Linked DNA regions of Homo sapiens: region 2 is linked to region 1. A link is an interaction called in ENCODE POLR2A ChIA-PET data of the cell type or tissue named here. Cell type or tissue: PC-3. All regions are shown on one strand.

Region 1 (2,500 bases):
GGTGGAAACACAGACAGGGCAGGGGTGGTGAGGACGGGGGCTCTCCAGATCTGTCCCCCTCCCCATCTCCAGCCCCCCTCAGCAGGCAGAATACTGGACCTCTATCCCAGGCAGCATTTGCCACATTCCAGTGGGTTTGTTTGTTTGTTTGTTTTGTTTTGTTTTGTTTTTTTGAGACAGGGTCTCATTCTGTCCCCCAAGCTGGAGTGTAGTGGCATGATCATAGCTCACCACAGCCTCGACCTCCTGGACTCAAGCAATCCTCCCAACTCCTACCTTGGCCTCCTGAGTAGCTGGGACTACAGATGCATGCCACCATTCCTGGCTAATTTTTGTGTTTTTTGCAGAGATGGGGTTTCACCATGTTATCCAGGGTGGTCTCAAACTCCTGGGCTCAAGCGACTCACCCACTCAGCCTCTCAAAGAGCTAGGATTACAGGCCTGAGCAATCGTGCCCAGCCTCTTCCCATTGCTTTTTTGTTTGTTTGTTTGTCTTTGTTTTTTGAGATGGAGTCTCCCTCTGTCACCCAGGTTGGAGTGAAGTGGTGTGATCTCAGCTCAATGCCATCTCTGCCTCCCGGGTTCAAGCAATTCTCCTGCCTCAGTCTCCTGAGTAGCTGGGATTGCAGGAGTCTGCCACCACGCCAGCTATTTTTTTTTTTTTCATAGCAGAGACGGGGTTTCCCCGTGTTGGCCAGGCTGGTCTTGAACTCCTGACCTCAAGTGATCCTCCCGCCTCGGCCTCCCAAAGTTCCTTCCAGTGGTTCTCAAGCTGCCCCCACCTCATGGAGTCCTTTTCCTGTTTCCTTGGGGGCAGATATGATGCTTTGGCCTCTAGAAAAATTCCCACAGCTCTGGGGTGGAGAGCTGCTCACGTATTTATTCAAATCTATCTGCACCCACCCTGCAACTGGCTGTTTCTGGGACCTGCCTCAGTTTCCCCATTGTTCTCTGATTCCCCAGGAATGTTCTCAGAGAGCCAACAACGGGAGGTTCACCCTGCGGGACCTGCTGATGGTGCCTATGCAGCGAGTTCTCAAATATCACCTCCTTCTCCAGGTGCCAGGCACATCTCTAGGCGTGGGCTCCACGTACCTACTCTCCTGTGTCTATAAAAGTGGGGACGGGGCTGGCTTCTGGGGGTTGGGTCTCTAGGACGCTCGGGGATGGGTCACTGGGGTCATGTCTCAGCCTCCAGGGTCAGCAGTACGATGGAGGAGCTGGTGAGCTAGCATTGTTTGGAAGGCCCTCCCCGCAGGGAGAAGGGGAGGGGCCCAGGTGACGTCTGACGTCTTGGTTCTCTCAGGAGCTGGTGAAACACACGCAGGAGGCGATGGAGAAGGAGAACCTGCGGCTGGCCCTGGATGCCATGAGGGTGAGTGGGTGTAGGGTGCTGGTGACTCACCTGCTGCAGACACCCTCCTGGTAGGGGCTGATCCTCTAGCCGGGATTAGGTAGGAGCCTGGGTCGGCTGTTGGGGGGCCAGGTTCACCCCTGCCCCCTCCCCAGGACCTGGCTCAGTGCGTGAACGAGGTCAAGCGAGACAACGAGACACTGCGACAGATCACCAATTTCCAGCTGTCCATTGAGAACCTGGTGAGGCGGTGGAGCCGGGTGGGCCAGGGGTGTGGCCACGTGGGGAGAGTGTGTGTCTGGCTCCTTTCTTGGGAGACCCTTGCTAGACCCCCTGCCTACTGCATAGGACCAGTCTCTGGCTCACTATGGCCGGCCCAAGATCGACGGGGAACTCAAGATCACCTCGGTGGAACGGCGCTCCAAGATGGACAGGTGGGTGGAGTCAACATGGATCTGGGATGGAGCCTGGGCAAAGGGGTGGGACCAGGCTCCTAGATGGGCAGGTGGGTGGAGTCAACACAGATCTGGGTGGAGCCTGGGCAGGGGCGGGGCCGGGCTTCTAGATGGACAGGTGGGTGGAGTCGACATAGATCTGGAGCAGAGCCTGGGCAGGGGCAGAGCCAGGCTTCTAGATAGGCAGATGGGTGGAGTCAACACAGATCTGGGAGGAGCCTGGGCAGGGATGGTGCCAGGCTCCTAGATGAGCAGGTGGGTGGAGTCAACACAGATCTGGGTGGAGCCTGGGCAAGGTGGGGGCCAGGCTCCTAGATGGGTAGGTGAGTGGAGCAAACCATATCTGTGGTGGAGCCTGGGTAGGGATGGGGCCAGGTTTCTAGATAGGCAGTTGGGTGGAGTCAACATAGGTCTGGGGAAGAGCCTGGATAGGGGCGTGGCCAGGCTCCTAGATGGACAGGTGGGTGGAGCCAACACAGATCTGGGGTGGAGCCTGGGTAGGGGTGGGGCCAGGTTCTTATGTAGACTTGTAGGTGGAATTAAGATGAATTTGGGGAGGGACCTGAGTGGGGGTGAGGCAAGATTTCTAGACAGACAGGTGGTAGACCCATCCAGAGAAGGCGGTGGAGCCTTGATGGACAGGCAGGACAGGGCCAGCGAGGGGTATGGGTGGAGCGAAGACTGACAGGCA
Region 2 (2,500 bases), 200 kb before region 1:
GACCATGTGGCCACCTTCTGAAACACAATCATTCTCTGTCCAGCCACCACTGCCCCCACCAAAGACAAGTCAAAGCAGGATGAACCTACCTGCAAAATAAGCTTCAGTCCATGGCTGGGCATGGTGGCTTCTGCCTGTAATCCCAGCAGTTTGGGAGGCCAAGGCAGGTGGATCACTTGAGGCCAGGAGTTGGAGACCCAGGAGATGGAGGTTGCAGTGAGCCAGTCTGGGTGACAGAGTGAGACTCTGTCTAAAAAATAAAAAATAAAAAAGCTTTGGTCCCATATACTTGGCCTGATTACCCCCAAAAAGTGCAGCAAAAATCATTGTCCACATAGATCCTTCTAAATTGGCCTTGCTGGAACCTCACACTGTTCCATTATAAAAGAAAATAGGTTCTTACTCAAATTATGCCAAGAAACACATTGACATATCAGAATTTTAGGAATCTCATACAATCCTAGAACATATATTAACAACTCATCTATATAAATATAACCCTAAGGGCCAGGCGTGGTGGCTCACGCCTGTAATCCCAGCACTCTGGGAGGCCGAGGCAGGCGGATCACGAGGTCAGGAGTTTGAGACCAGCCTGGCCAGTATGGTGAAACCCTGTCTCTACTAAAAATACAAAAATTAGCCGGGCATGGTGGCACGTGCCTGTAATCTCAGCTACTTGGGAGGGTGAGGCAGAAGAATTGCTTGAACCTGGGAGGCAGAGGTTGCAGTGAGCCAAGATTGAGCCACTGTACTCCAGTCTGGGCGACAGAGTGAGACTCCATCTCAAAAATAAAATATAACCCGAAGGAAGCTAAACACCACCTTGGATCTGACAATGTTTCCTGCATGATTCTAAAATAACAAATTAACCTAAGATATCTCTCTTGGACTTGAGGGAACCTAATATCCAAAAAAGTTAGTTTGAGGTCAAAAAGACTGAATTTAGACCTTTAAATTGTGCTCCTAGAAATTTTGCCAATTACAAAAATTTTAAAACACTTGATATCACAAAACATGATCACAGGTCACAATAAAATAGTCATTTATGGCCGGGTGCAGTGGCTCACACCTGTAATCCCAGCACTTTGGGAGGCCAAGGCAGGCAGATCATCTGAGGTCAGGTGTTCAAGACCAGCCTGGCCAACATTGTAAAACCGCGTCTCTACTAAAAATACAAAAATTAGCCAGGTGTGGTGGCACGTGCCTGTTAATCCCAGCTACTTGAGAGGCTGAGGCAGGAGAACTGCTTGAACCTGGAGGCAGAGGTTGCAGTGAGCTGAGATTGGGCCACTGCACTCCAGCCTGGGCGACAAGAATGAAATTCTGTCCCAAAAAAAAAAAAAAAGAAAAAAAGGAAAACACAAGTCATTTATTTAGCCAAAATGATAAAACAAAAATATTTACCTTTTAATAGGAGATACAGTTTCTCAAACAATAAGACAGCATGAGACCAAACAAATCTGTCCCTCTCCAATCCATTTTTTCCCTCCAGTTTACTTAAACAAAACTATTTTCTCTCTTATTAATATTATACAAATTTTGTTCAAAAGAGAAAACCCAAATTTTACCTTTATATGGTGTATTTATTAATGTTAAAGATAATTTTAATAAAACTTTATCAATAAATCTATCTAATTTTCATTGGTTTGACCATAGGGTAAGATTTTGATAAACTTTTTATAAGCTTTCATGATTTTCTATTAAAAAGAACAGATCAATGCTCCACAAAAACCCTTACTCCTGACACATGGGCTCAGACCCTCACCTTGCATCAGTGTGCTTTTGATATTAACGTTTAATTTATAAGAAAAACTCTGAACTAATTTTATCCCTCAAAATTGGCCCTTATAATCTCACACACCCACCTCATCCGTGATAGTTCCTGGGCCTAGAGGGATTGAATAGTTTTGGTTTTTTTTCTTTTTTTTTTTTTGAGACAGAGTCTCGCTCTGTTGCCAGGCTAGAATGCAGTGGCACAATATTGGCTCATTGCAACCTCTGCCTCCCCAGTTCAAGCGATTCTCCTACCTCAGCCTCCTGAATAGCTGGGACTACAGGCACCCGCCACCACTCCTGGCTAATTTTTGTATTTTTAGTAGAGACGAGATTTAACCATGTTGGCCAGGATGGTCTCGATCTCTTGCCCTCGTGATCCACCCACCTCAGCCTCCCAAAGTGCTGGGATTACGGGTGTGAGCCACCGCACCTGGCTGAATAGTTTTAATTTCTAGCCCTGTGTCTCATGAAAACAGTTCATTTTGATTGTCATTTTTCCCTGGATCTGAAGACAAGACTTCCACTGGTTTTGATGTTCAAGACTTAGCAGGGGTCAGTGCCTTTTTCAGACCCAGGAGTCAAAGTTGTGAAACTTAACAGCACAAGGATTAGTTAATAGGGTATTTATACTACCAAAAGGCCTGTCATTCTAACATGCCACACATTGAAACGCTGTGATTTGGTGTCTAGGAGTTACTGCTTGCAGCACTTCAAACCACTGTAT

Evidence for each region. Peaks named below come from ENCODE experiments on the same cell type or tissue, not always from the same donor. Only the 100,000 strongest peaks of a DNase experiment are listed, where the experiment ranks them.
Region 2: POLR2A ChIA-PET joins it to region 1 with 14 read pairs; 2 of 35 experiments call an interaction of 5 or more read pairs at or near these places.

The regions. Positions count from the first base shown.
Region 1 is chr19:6,827,113-6,829,612 of GRCh38, forward strand. VAV1 (vav guanine nucleotide exchange factor 1) reads left to right here. Exons shown (of 27, transcript NM_005428.4): 10 at 964-1,059; 11 at 1,307-1,375; 12 at 1,510-1,596; 13 at 1,703-1,788. Among named protein-coding and RNA genes, the nearest start is that of VAV1, 56 kb to the left of the region's middle. In PC-3, no CTCF peak of the experiment used is centred here; DNase peaks (open chromatin) are centred at 1,339 and 1,969; H3K4me3 peaks cover 772 bases; H3K27ac peaks cover 919 bases.
Region 2 is chr19:6,623,473-6,625,972 of GRCh38, forward strand. No RefSeq gene overlaps it. Among named protein-coding and RNA genes, the nearest start is that of CD70, 34 kb to the left of the region's middle. In PC-3, no CTCF peak of the experiment used is centred here; no DNase peak of the experiment used is centred here.